Regions from separate parts of the Mus musculus genome. Here region 2 is linked to region 1. Evidence: chromatin contacts called from ENCODE Hi-C or POLR2A ChIA-PET data. All regions are on one chromosome and are shown on one strand. The core of a region is the stretch at or near the end of the contact, and the rest is flanking DNA. Distances in the headings are between cores, read along the strand shown.

Evidence for each region. A loop is a pair of places that touch in the nucleus more often than their neighbours do. ChIA-PET counts read pairs that join two places held with the same protein, here RNA polymerase II (POLR2A).
Region 2: a map of gastrocnemius shows a loop between it and region 1 (2.5-fold over the local background). The contact joins two enhancer-like sites. A Hi-C loop is called at or near these places in 1 of 37 maps with a recorded cell type or tissue (gastrocnemius). POLR2A ChIA-PET finds 5 or more read pairs at or near these places in 1 of 5 experiments (embryonic stem cell).

Annotation. Positions count from the first base shown.
Region 1 is chr10:86,878,102-86,884,949 of GRCm38, forward strand. It overlaps Stab2 (stabilin 2), which reads right to left. Exons shown (of 69, transcript NM_138673.3): 44 at 5,683-5,754; 45 at 729-848. Among named protein-coding and RNA genes, the nearest start is that of Gm16271, 91 kb to the right of the region's middle. Within about 2 kb of position 2,490, at least 1 of the 3 ENCODE cell types and tissues checked has a DNase peak (open chromatin) inside an H3K27ac peak, as active enhancers do.
Region 2 is chr10:86,971,762-86,978,609 of GRCm38, forward strand. Stab2 (stabilin 2) reads right to left here. Exons shown (of 69, transcript NM_138673.3): 6 at 1,076-1,171. It overlaps Gm16271 (predicted gene 16271), which reads left to right and starts at 380. Exons shown (of 5, transcript NR_165263.1): 1 at 380-538. Within about 2 kb of position 3,559, at least 1 of the 3 ENCODE cell types and tissues checked has a DNase peak (open chromatin) inside an H3K27ac peak, as active enhancers do.

The DNA of each region.
Region 1 (6,848 bases), core at 1,240-3,739:
CACCATCCATATACCATTCCACACATCCACACACCACACATAGTATGTCATAGTCACCATGCTCTGTATATGCATGTCACTCTACACACCTTATATCCACACTTACATTACAACACATACATGACCCACAGTCATCTCATTCTGTATACCACTCATACCATAAAGGTCCCTTCACACACCAACCCAAAGCACGGCAATGCTCTGTAATCTTACATGCTCTGTGCTCCTGACATCTATCACCATATTTAATTTTGTAATAACTTGGATAGAGTTGGTGTCCTTATTGTTTTCCAGACCCAGAGTGATGCATAGGAAAGTGACATCACAGACAAGGGGAGGTCTAAGAGGGTCAAACCCTTGCCAAGGAACAACCCCCGTAAAGGAGAGAATTGACTTCATAAAACTGTCCTCTGACTTCCAAACACATTTACCAACATTCAGCACCCCCTCCACTAATAAATTAAAAAAAAACTTTATAAAAAATACCAAGGAGGAAAAGTGACATCACTCCGTGTCACAGTGCCACTCCTGGGCAGAGTTCAATTTCAAACGCAGATGTTTCTGACTCTAGAGCTAGGCCAGTCCTAACTGTGACACCCTCCCCAGGCCGTAGGAATTTCCCTGGGCAAAGTTCTTTTCATTGCAACTGATTTATTTGCAAGTCCCCCGCAACTGGGATTCTCAGCAGTTTGGGAAGTGGAGTTGACTTCCTGGAGACTTGTCATTACCGAATGGATGCTGCCACGGCAGACGATTCCATCACCCGTGTAGTCTGGCTTGCAGGTACATGTCCTTTGATCTTGTTCTGTGTGATTGCAGAAGGCAAATGGACTGCAGCCGCCGTTATTCTGGTAAAGTTGCCAAGAAGTGGAGGAGGGATTTGGTCAGAGTAGGAAGTTAGTCAATTTTTGCTAAGCAATTTTGTGCTGAAATTCATTGAATATTACAGTTCAGTGGTAGAATACTTATTTGTCCTGTGCAAAGGCTGTGCTAAATCCCTAGTAACACACACACACACACACACACACACACACACACAGGCATGTGCATGCGCATAAATGCACACACATTTTGTCTTACTCCCCAACTTTGACCAGTCTTCCTTGCCTTTTTCGGACTTGCCTTACAGCCCCTTGGTTGTGGGTCATTATGTATGCAACCTTCTCTCACGAGACAGCAGGCTTGTATAACCAGATCTCTAGCCCTCCGTGGATAAGCACTCTGCATGGTTGACAGTTCCCATATTTAGGCCGAACTCTGATTTGGTCATAGGAAAGATGACAGAAAGCCACTAGGAAATGGAACCTATTGCCTTGTGCTCAAGAGCTCATGAGCCGTGGAAGAGCAGGCTAAAATACAAACACAGCTCAAGTGAGCTGCCATGGCGGCATCTCCACAGCCTCTGCTCCTGAGCAGCCTCCAGTGAGGAAGGAACTCGGAGCCAGGAAAAGCAGATCTATCCAGGAGCAGAGGAGCCATCAGACAGGCTTAATGCCTGCTGCGAGATCTTCCTGTCTCCTAGACTCTTTTCCAAAATACGTTCTGAGTAAAATGCTTGTCAGCATCCTAGAATCCTACCCCAAGAGGATAAAGTTCTGTTTGCTGCTTAGAAAAGCAAGCTCCTAAGCTTCCAGCCAATGAACCTGAACTTTGATAGCTGCAATACCCAGCAAACTCCAAGACCATACAGAAGAGTCTGGTCTTGTCACAGCCCTCTTGATTTCTGTCAACTCCAGAGGTCTAGGGGCTGTGGGTTATCCCCCCCCCCCCACCATGAGGGCACTCACTCCGTGTGGTTCTGGATACTTGTTCTCTGACCCACTCCTTCCTGCCCTCACCTAGTGCTCTCTACTCTTGAAACTGGCATCGAGGTTCTCTCTCTCTCTCTCTCTCTCTCTCTCTCTCTCTCTCTCTCTCTCCCTCTCCCTCTCCCTCTCCCTCTCCCTCTCCCTCTCCCTCTCCCTCTCCCTCTCCCTCTCCCTCTCCCTCTCCCTCTCCCTCTCTCTCTCTCTCTCTCTCCCTTTCCCTCATTTTCGCTCACTCAGCCTGTCATGACACACCAAGAAGGCATGTACCACAAGCTGGCATCCTGACCTTGGCTTCTAGAGTATGAGAATTAAATTTCTGTTCAGTTACTGAGGATTCTGTTGCAGCAGCACTAGAGGGACAGAGACTGTTTTGGAACGACCTCTCAGATGGGCCCACTGCCTGGCTCTTGGCACTTGGGGAGAAACACATGATCCTTGGGCAGCTCCACAACTATTTTGTTTGCTTATCCTGATGTTTAAAGAGTTTTTGCCTTCTCCTCTGAGTGATTACCATCATTTAAAAACTGAAAAAAAATCCACATTAAAATTTCTGTTCTTCTTACACAGCCAACACTGGCTGGCACTACTCAGAGCATCAGGGATCTGAGGCTCCGGAGATGGCATTCATTAGAGAGGCACCAAGTCTTCCAGCTTCCTGCTGGGTTCCCTGTTCCGCCCCTAATGACTTTGGAATTGAGAGCTAATTCCTGAACATTAGCTTGCAAGAGGGCAGCAAATGGCCTCTGGGCCTCCCTGGCAGCTATGTCCTAAGTCTTTGGCCAAAACAACACAGAACCACTATCAAATAGAGCCGGCTAGGCTGCCATTCTCATAACAACAGCCCCACATCCCAGCTGCCTCTGTGTCCTAGCTTCTTTATTGTCCTTATGATCACTGTTCTCCTGAGCTGGCCAGACAAAAACAAGGAGGCAAAGAGAGCTGCTCGGTGAGGGAGGGTTCAACTACAGTGGTCAATTTGGTTCTCCCAGCATCCACTGGGAGTGCACACGTAAAACAGTGCATCAAGGTGCTTGGTCTACAGTGAGGCCTAGAGTTAGACAGCTGTGGGTTCGAGCTCTGGTTTTGTCTTATTCTAGTTCTGTGATCTCAGATAAGGATCTTTTTTTCCTGCCAGCCAGAGGCAGGAAAGATTGTATCCACTCCAAACATGGCTAAGTCCTTAAGCCCTAGGTACCTGTCTGTGATTGTGACTTTCTTTAGAAAAGGATCTTCGTAGATGTCATTAAGGGTCTTGAGATGAGGTTTTTAAACTCACAGGTGTCTGTATAAGAACAAAAGGTGGAAGGAGAGAGGGAGGGTGAGAAAGAGAGAAAGAGAGAGGGAGAGACAGACATAGACACACAGATACACAGACACACAGACACACAGACACACAGACACAGACACAGACATAAACTGTAGTTTGCAGCTACAGCCAGGAATACCAGAGTCACTAGCAGCTGCAAGAGGCAAGGAGGCTGCCCCAGAGCCTTCAGAAACATCCTCGCTGACACTGCTTTTAGATTTATGATTCAAGAATCACATATAAAATTTTGTACCTAGCCTATGGTTACATTTTACAGCAGCCCTATTCTGATGGTGAGTTTGAACTGTCAATCTAGACTCAGCAATGGAGACCATGCATTAATTCATTACTTTCTGATCTTGGCTGTGGATATAATGTCACCAGTTCTCTCAAGCTCCCACCACTGTGACTTCTCTGCAGTGGTGGACTGTGACCTGGAACTGTGACCCAGATAAACCCCCTTTGCCCTAGTTTGCTGTGTTAGGGTAATTTTATCATGCAATAGGAAATGAAACTAAAATGCCTTGGAAAACAATTCACTGCTAGTCTTTTCATCAGCAAGTTGGGGGTAATTAGTCCTTGTCTCATTGGGGAGCAGAAGAATTGAATGAGAGAAATCATCAGTGTGTATAAATGTCATGTTGATCCAGGTTGTCAGAGGCCTGGATGACCCCAGTGTCCCAGATGTGACATGCCAGGGCATCAGGCATACTCCACTGGAGGCCTGGGCCTGGGATAGGTTGAGCAGCAGTAGATAGTTTATCCAGTTTCAGACTTAGTGAGATCCTGCTTGTTTGGTACAGCATAGATCCATATAGCTGTCTCTTGTGAGACTATGCCGGGGCCTGGCAAACACAGAAGTGGATGCTCACAGTCAGCTAATGGATGTATCACAGGGCTCCCAATGGAGGAGCTAGAGAAAGTACCCTTTAGGGATCTGCAACCCTATAGGTGGAACAACATTATGGACTAACCAGTACCCCGGAGCTCTTGACTGTAGCTGCATATGTATCAAAAGATGGCCTAGTCGGCCATCACTGGAAAGAGAGGCCCATTGGACACACAAACTTTATATGCCCCAGCACAGGGGAACACCAGGGCCAAAAAAATGGGAATCGGTGGGTAGGGAAGTGGGGGGGAGGGTATGGGGGACTTTTGGGATAGCATTGGAAATGTAATTGAAGAAAATACATAATAAAAATATTTTAAAAAAAAGAAAAGAAAAAGAAGTCATGGGAGAATCAGCAGATATATTTTGGGGAGGGATGCAGGCTGCTCGTAACAGGACTGCCATGAGGTCATGACATTCGTGTTCCTGGATCCTGGAATCTCTCTAGATGCTTACTGATACAAGATAACATATCTGAGATAAGTAGGACCTTTTAGACTAATTGTGTGCTCTCTTGGGCACATTCTCCTTAATATCATGGAAGATAGCTTACTCAGGGAAGATATATCAAGTCTGGGTAGTAGAAGCTATGTTCAGGCGTGTGCATGCGTGCATGTGTGTTCTGCGTGAAAGACGGGTGAAGAACGGACAGTTGTTTTCATATGAATGTTGCAGGGTTTTGTTTGCTTGTTTGTTTAACTAATTAATCTTTAAGAGCTGTTTTAGGCTTACAGGAAAGCAGAGTGGAAAGTGCAGACTTTCCTGTAGAGACTCTGCCACTCCCTGGTTTCCCCCATCACTAAGGCCTTGCACTTGCTGGGACTGAGGCACTGGTGTTAAAGTCCATAGCTTGCATGCTGTCCCACTCCTGCTGGTGTACATTCTGTGGGGCTTGACAAGTGTATAATGATGTGTCCATTATTTAAGCCTCCTCTCGGTAGTTTCTTATCCCTAAGACTCCCATGCTCCCCTTGTTCACCCCACCCCTCTCACTCCTGCTCACTGATTGATCTTGCTGTCTCTGCAGCATCTCCTTTTCCACAGCATAATTTCTTGTTGTTTGTCCATGTTTGAACTGACTTTCTTCCTCATTAGGTACATAAAGAATAAACAAAAACCATACTCGGGCAGCATACCCAGTCACTGGCTAAGGAACCAGATTTTTTTTTTTTTTTTTTTTTTTTTTTTTTTTTTTGGTTTTTCGAGACATGGTTTCTCTGTAGCCTTGGCTGTTGTGGAACTCACTTTGTAGACCAGGCTGGCCTCAAACTCAGAAATCCGCTTGCCTCTGCCTCCCAAGTGCTGGAAGTAAAGGCGTGCGCCACCACTTCCGGCTAGGAACCAGATTTTGACAAAATCCTAAGGCTTGTTAGTTGACTCACGAATGCTTTATAGCCCCTCCCATACTTTAGGAAATGAATCCAGCTTGCTTTAGGACGCTTGCATCAGATGAATGCCAGAGCAACTCTGTGCACTTAGGTCCCTTCTGAATCTTGTAGCCAAAGGGACAGGTTGTGGAGAGACTCTGTTCTCTCCATCCTTCCCAATATGACCATGGCACACAAGAGGAAAAGTGAGCCTATTACCCAGCTCTGAGATTCAAGGGGAGAGCACCTGGCCTCTGTATCCCTTAGATGGTGGGAGAAGGCTCCGAGGCTACAGCCTGGAAGCATACTCACAGTTAAGCAGACGTTGATGAGTGTGCAGACCTTTCCATCTCCAGTGTACTTGGGCAAGCAGTTACAGACGGCCTGTGCAGGAGCAAAGGCAAAGGGTTATACACCAGGCCAGGTTGGCCTGCCGGCGCACAGGACCTCACACCGGAAGCTGACTGCACAAGGTTAGCCTGAGAAGCACTGGGTTTTTGTTGTTGATTTTTTTTTTTTTTTGGCAATACCTAGTTTAATATACTTAAGGACTAGATCTCATGGACATCCCATCCTTGTTGCCAAGACAACTTATGTTTTTGATGGGTGGAGGTTCAAGGAAAGGAAGTTATTTTCTTATCCCTATCAAGAATGAAGGCAGTGCTAGCATATGTCAAGGGGAAGACTTTGCATCTCACAGGGATATAAACGGGAAAACAAGTAGCCATACCCTTTCGACGGAGGAGGAATACAGCTGGGAGCTTGAAAAGTTGGGTACAGGACCGTACAGGCCTGATGACTGCTTGCTAGAAATCCATAGGGGGGTGCTAGCCTGGGCAACCTGGGCAGGTATCCACTGTTTCTCCTCCTCTTCTTTCACTATTGGTTCCAACTGTCCAACCTTTTACCAAGAGGCCCACCAGCTATCTCTTCTTAACTGAAGCTGTATTCTTGGAGTGGTTCTCCATTTCTGCCTTCTAGGTCTGTAGGAGCACTGCTATAGGCCCTGGGAGGCAGAAATCTCATAGGTGGTTCCTCATTCCATGTATATAAAACCTCTACTGAGACACTAAAATACGGGAGTAAAAGTCCGTGAAAGACCACTGAAATTCTCTGATGGTTAGATGTGCACTTGTGTGTGTGAGAGTACATACACAGTCATGCATGTACACACACATGTGCACACAGTGCAGTGCGTGTGTACATGCACACATATGTACACATGGAATTCATTTACACGTGCACACACAACTGTATATACATACATGTGCACACACATGCAGCTCGTGCACACATGCACATGCATACACACAAACATACACAAACGTACACACTTGAGCACAATGTTCACATATACATGTACTCGCACACACACATTCACATACATGTACACACACACTCGAGTGCACAAGCATGCACACAGACACACAGTTTTTAAAATTTTTAATTTAGGGCACTTCAGGCACTTGCTTGATCCA
Region 2 (6,848 bases), core at 2,309-4,808, 95 kb after region 1:
AGGACAGCACCCCACCTGGGGTTAGTGTGAACTTTTTTCACAGGTTTGCAGGGCTGTGTTGAAAAGACAGAGGCTGACTGGTATATGTACTGGCCATATCCACAGTACATACACACCTTGGGCTTCCAATACAACGAGTCTGTCCTGCGTGGAATCCAAACTGTTCTATATTTTTTTATTCCATCGGAGACTATAATCCAGAGGGTCTGTTGAGTGACCATTTTGATTATTTTAAAAATCATCTCAGCTTCTAATTCACTCTGTGGAAACTGCTTTGCCATTGGCTGAGCTAGGACTGGGAGAGGCCTTTAACAGGGAGGTCAAAAGGGAATTTCTCTTTTCTAGACAGAATTAAGGTTTGCCAGTAGAGGGCGCTGGCAGTACAGCGTAGCAGGCAGGAGCGACTGGGCTGCAGGGTAGAGCGCTCAGTGGGGTGCCTCTTTTGTTTTGTTTTGTTTTTGCTGTTGCAGCTGTCCACAGGGCTCAGTGGGATTTCTGCCGGGCTGTGCACCCGGAGTGCACCGGTCTCATCTTTAAGGTCAGCCCCCCTGATTTCACTCACCCCTGCTCTTCATCTTCTAACCAGACCTAGTGTCATAGACTGTAAATAACTTCCCATGGATCCCAATGCTTTGGCCCCCATTTCTATTTGTCATTTCTGTGCCCTTGGGTAAGTAAGTCACCTGGCTTTGGAAACTCTGTTTCTGCCGTCGTCTGCGTTTGTTAATGAGTTTTTATAACTGAGGCGATACTTTGTCTTCTTTATGGACTGTCTACTGCCATGGCCCCTGTTGTCCTCCCAGCCTGAATACTTCGTTCAGTACCCCGCCCTTCATGCTGCCTTCGGCTCAGCCTTCCCTACAGCACGGCTCTTGCCAATCATCCACCCACTGCCTCCCCCCTCCCCCTTGCTCTTCTCTTTACCTCTTCTTACAATGTTTGCCTAGTTTTCGGCTCCCTCTTACGAAACATTTGACAGTCCATCAGCTCCAGTGGAGCCCCAGTAACAAACAGAAAAGAAAAAACACATCCCAGCATCTCTTTGGTCTGGTGTAGTGGGTGAAGAAACACTTACGCTTGTCACACCTGGGCCCCCTGTACGCAGACAAGCACTCACAAGTTCCGTCACCACTGATCCCGCTGTTGCACACACCATGGACACAACTGCACACTGTGGGCAGAAAATGAGGGTCTGTCATCATCTGATAGGGGTTCTCCTAAAGATCCTGGAAGGGTAACAGTCTCAGACAGCCCTTCTGTCTGTCTGTCGGTCTGTCTGTCTGTCTGTCTGTCTGTCTGTCTGTCTGTCTCTCCATGAGGTAGAGGAAACTCCCAGAGAACCTAGCTTAAATCCTGGCTATGTTTTTTTCTTTTATCCTAGTTGGGATTTTCAGAGTGTAAGGCAGACAATGGTTCCAAGGCTAACTGAGCATTAAGTAAGGATGTGGCTCTAAAGCTTGCTTGGCATCATCATGGACACTGGGCTTCTCTTTTCTACTGAGCTGTTTGCTACCCCGTTTGACTTGGTGTCTTTGTATGAAGAAGAGAGCTTCCCATGAGGCTGTCCTTGTGGGTGGCTGATATCTCTGTAAGCAGATCTTGCATGTTGAAGGCAGTGCAGGGAGTAGAAATGTAACAACACAGCAGGGCTCAGAAAGACTATGCCCTGGTTTCTGCTAAAAATAGATGGCTTCTCAGCCCAGTGATAGGTCAGGGTTGGCAAATGAAGGGCCTTTCACATAAATGGTCAAAGCTTCTGCATCCAGCTGCTGGCTCATCTGTTACACGGTTCACTAACAAGCTAGCCAGCAGCATACTGAAGCCAAGACTCCCGCAAAGCACAGAGTATGAGGTTTCTGTTGCCGCTGTAACAAACGGTCCTGAAGAGGAGCCAGACACAGTCCAAATGTATTTGACGGTTCTGGGGGACAAAATGTCCCATTAGATTAAAATCAAAGTCGCAGTAAGGCTGTTCTACAAGAATCGCGTGTTTCTAGATTCATGACCCTTTTCTCCACTTTCATGTGAAGTGCCAACTTCCTCTCATGCTGCTGTCTCTATGGTTACCTCCTCCACCCATGCTGGACCCACCTGGGCAATCAGAGCAATCTCCGTCCTGGACATCCTATTTGTTGCCTCACTGTCCCTATTCCTGTTCAGGTCCTTTCCAGTCTTCCTCTAGAAGCCACTGTTGCTGAAGCATTCTAGTGCACTGTCTCCAGCTGGTTGCCAGCCCATCCACTCTTGTATTTTTGCACATTTGTTTTCTATGTGTATAAGATGACTCCTGTTTGTTCCCATTCATCTTTGTAATGTAGCCAGCAAACTCAGAATACTGTAGTAGTCAAGTTTCCAACCTCAAAGAGCTCATGGAAGGAAATAGCTAATCACAGCACAGTGTGATAAATGTTACCACCCTATGCATCAATGGGAGCAGGCCAGGAAGAGGTGGGGTGGGCACAGGCTTCATGAAGACCACTGCAGGGGGAAGGAACACGTTCATCCTGAACTCAGCCCTCATCCCTCACACATGTATCCTGTGTGTCCAACACTCATGCACCCTGTGAGTCCAGCACCCACGAACACAGTGTGTCCTGCACTCGTGCACAGTGTGTCCTCATGCACCCTGTGTCTTCATGCACACAGTGTGTCCTCATGCACACAGTGTGTCCTCATGCACAGTGTATCCTCATGCACCCTGTGTGTCCAGCGCCCATGCACCCTGTGCGTTGGCTTCTCTACATCCCTTTGGTGTGGCATGTGAGGTCCCCCTCATCCTTCAAGGACATTTCACTTCTATGGTGCCATCCCAGGAGTCCCAAAGCAGACTCTCTGCTCCTCTGGGCTCCAGCAGGGATGGAAAAATTCTAAAAGGAGTAAAAGTTCTTGACTCTGAACTTTCAGCTTTCAGAACGAGTTGCCCAGTTTGAGCTGCCTTGTTACATTGGCCCCCAAAAGCTAATACGCGCATTTATCTTGATTGAGCTATTTCTTTTCTTGTTCACTTTTGCCTCTGAGGTATGTCCCTTCCTCTCCTTGCCCAAGACTGGACCTGTGCTTGCCTTTACTGGCCACTTGTTCTCTCGGGCATTTTGAGGTTTAATGCGACATGATACAGGTGAGACATTATTAATCCCACTTTACCAATGGAAAAATTGGGAGCTAACTAGCAAGTGCTTACTCACAGAGCTGAAGCACTTGATTTGTCACAGCCATCTTTAAATCCTGGTTTTTGTTTGTGGTGGTGGTGGATTTTTTTTCCCTGTTTTAGCGAAGCACGTTAGCGTCTACCGATGGCTGCAGCGCTTGGAAGAGCCAAGCTCTGGAGAAATCTCAAGCTAAGTATAGAACTGACTGGAGTGAGTTGGGATCTCAGCAGAGAGCATTCTTATGTAGATTTTAATAAAAAGATGCCAGTCAATTCAATTGAACAATATTCACCCAGTTTCTGCCCAGCAGCAGCAGGCATGAGGCATGCAAACACAGGTGACTAGTAATAATATCTCACTTTAAGGAGGTCACAGATTGGCAGAGAAGCCAGACCCTTAGGACTAGGTGATGACTAGTGTTCTGCACTTCCATGTAGCCAGTGGGAGATGGCGGTGACATGGGGGTGGGGTCTAGTGGGAAGACTGAATGGTCCCACGTGCTAGCCAGCGCTGTACTTGTTAAGCTTGCTCTCCAGGCTGTGTGCTGTGAGCCCCAACCGCTCTGGCATCGGCTTCCTGCTGTGTCCCATCATTCTGCACTGGGTTAACTGGCAGGCACAGACAGCCTCTGGAGCCCATGACACTGTCAAGAACGTGTCCTTGGGAAGGAGAAGCAAGGGGCCAAGGGATTCCCAGCTGGTCACCTAAAGACCTTGGTGCAATGTGAATTGGTCTTGGCAGACCTCTAGAGAAATGTGAAACTTGGGTGGTGTGACTTTTAAAATAGCTAAAACCGTGGCCATTTCAGCCACAGGGATGATGCGTAGCCCCCTAGAGCTTCTCTCTCTTATGTGTCCTTATAGAATCCTGTAAAGGCCAGGCACAGCACAGCACGATCATTCATCATATTTCCTGCTCCTTGGAGTAGGGACTTCATTGATCACTCAGAGAAGCACATCACCTGTTTTGTGTCTAATGCCTGGTGCATGCTCACCAGAGGTCAGACACCTCGGTTAAACCCTCTGCCTCTATAATGGGCACACAGCCTAGTGTTACCTGCTGGTGTTAGCTCAACAAGGCATACTGAGGATTTGAGATTATGGGTGGGAAACCTTTTTGTACCCTGCCAGGCACAGTAGGGTGTCATCAACAATATGTGGATGTGGGTTGATTTAGGGGGTTACATAGAGAAAGTGGGTTTTGCATTGGGCTCTCCATGAGAACAAGATGCTGAGTAGCTCTGGCCCTGGCAGCAAAGATGAAAGCTACCGACTGACTGGCTGACGTAGCTCTGAATCATCTCTAACCTATAAACAGCCTGGTAAGGGAACATCCTGGCAGCAGGGAAAAGTCAGCATTAAAAATAGATGATACCAGGCTGCAGAGATGGCTCAGCGGTTAAGAGCACTGGCTGGCTCTTCCAGAGGTCCTGAGTTCAAATCCCAGCAACCACATGGTGGCTCACAACTCATCTGTAATGAGATCCGATGCCCTCTTCTGGTGTGTCTGAAGACAGCTACAGTGTGCTCATACATATTAAATAAATAAATAAATAAATAAATAAATAAATAAACAAACAAATAAATAAATCTTAAAAGGAATAGATGACACCCAATATATAGGAGCGCCACCTGCTGGACCAGCACTGTAGTGGATGAGACAAGACCAGTACCTAGAAGGCACCTGGCTGGAAGAGTTTCTGAATCCTTGGGTCTTGCCCATGCTTCCATGGATACACTAAGAGCCTGACTGTGTTGTCACCCCCAGGAAGTAGATAACAGTCCTGTTTCATAATGAGGAAGGCTACCTAAGTCACACAGCATTTGACGATGGTTCGAGACTCAGGCTAGTCTGAATTCACTGGCCTCTCTCTTATCCATGATGCATGAAGGTGTTCTGTCCAATATGAGACTCACTGGCCACATTTGGCTGTTACTATTTAAATTCAGTAGTGAACTAAAGTTTAAAATTCAGTTCCTCAGATGTTTTAGCTCCGTTTCAGGAGCTCAGGGGCCACATGTGGCCCATGGATGCTAGGCTGGACAGTACACATGGAAAACATCACAGGGAGTTCTATGAGATCCAGAGCTTGAAGAACTTTTTCCTGGGTCTCTTTTTTAGGCTTAATTCTCTTAACAATAGAGTTTGGGGTCAGCAAGATGGCTCAGCAGGATAAGGTGCTTGAGGTAAAGCCTGACGACCTGAGTTCATTTCCCCAGACGGAGAGAACTGACCCCAGCAGTTTGTCCTCTGACCTCCACGTATGTACTGTGGCATGCACACACACATAAATGCACATGCTAAGTTTTAAACAAATGTAGTAAGAATAAATAATACATTCTATCCATTTAAATAAATACATGTATAAAATTTCATTTATTAGAAACAACTGGGGTCTGAACTGTCTTCATCCGTTTTGCCTTTGCTTTCTCCGGGGCACAGACATGAAGCACATCCTCTTTCACTTGGCAATGTTTGGAGTTCTGCCATGTTTGTGTTTATCAGCCACCAATGTGCAGTATGGAGGTTACAAGGCTTGTTTTCACCCTAGCTTTTCATTCCCACACAACCACTCAGATTTTCTGGGGTGCTGGGTTCTCGCTTCCCCCTTTCCCACTTCAGTATTTACCTAGTTTGTATAGTTTCATTTCTGTTTGACTGTGGTAGGGAAGGAGCCATGTAGAAGGCGATACGAACAGGCCATTTCTACTCAGTGGGTTATATTTTAGTTGCTATCCCTTAAAGCAGTGTGAATGTTAAAAAAAAAAAAACACGCGGAATACCAAGATGTGGTTTCAATTTGCTTCTGCTAATACTTCTGTGGAAGAGTCTTTGTGGAACCGAGCGTAGAGGAACATTTAGGATCAGGAGAAACTGATAACAAGAATAACAATGGCAGCCTAACAATCATCAGGCTCTGTTTCGTGAGACACTCCCTAGAGATGGCGATATTATTTGCTTTTATAGGTAAGAAATGCACAGAGACCACGTTTTACACATTTATCTAGTTGTTGCAGCTAGCGACCCTTGAGCAAGAGCTCTGCCTGGGTCTAAGCCTTGGCTCTAACCCTTTTATCTGCTACCCCATGAAACTGTGCTTCTAGGCCAGGAGAGTGGGGGTCATTCATTCATTCATTTGTACACACATTTATTCATCTGGCTCATAACAGCTGTGTTGGCGGTCAGCATTATACAAGCTGCTAGAGAGAAAGTCCAATTAACTCTTGCCTTCAACAAGCCCATGGGTGCAACTTGAGAATATCATCCTGAGTGAGGTAACCCAGTTCCCCAAAGGACATGCACGAATGGTATGTACTCAGTGGTAAGTGGATGTTAGCCACAAAATACAGGATACCCATTCTACACCCCACAGCTCCAAAGATGCTGAACAAAAAGGAAGGCCCAAGCAAAGATGATTGAACTCCGCTTCGAAGGGGATATAAAATAGTCGTAAGAGGCAGATGGAGGAAGGGAACTGGGTTGGGGGGATGAGGAGAGGAATGTGTGTGTGGGGTGCTCAGGATCAGGTGTGGGGAGGAACTGGAGAGAAGGCCAGATGGCCATGATAATGGATGAAAATCTGCACTTGAAAGGGGCAGGGAGATTGGGGGCATCCCCAGGAAGAGACAGAGACCTGGGATAAGGGAGGTGCCCAAGAATCAATGGGCACCTTAGCTGTGACTCACAACATTGGGGACA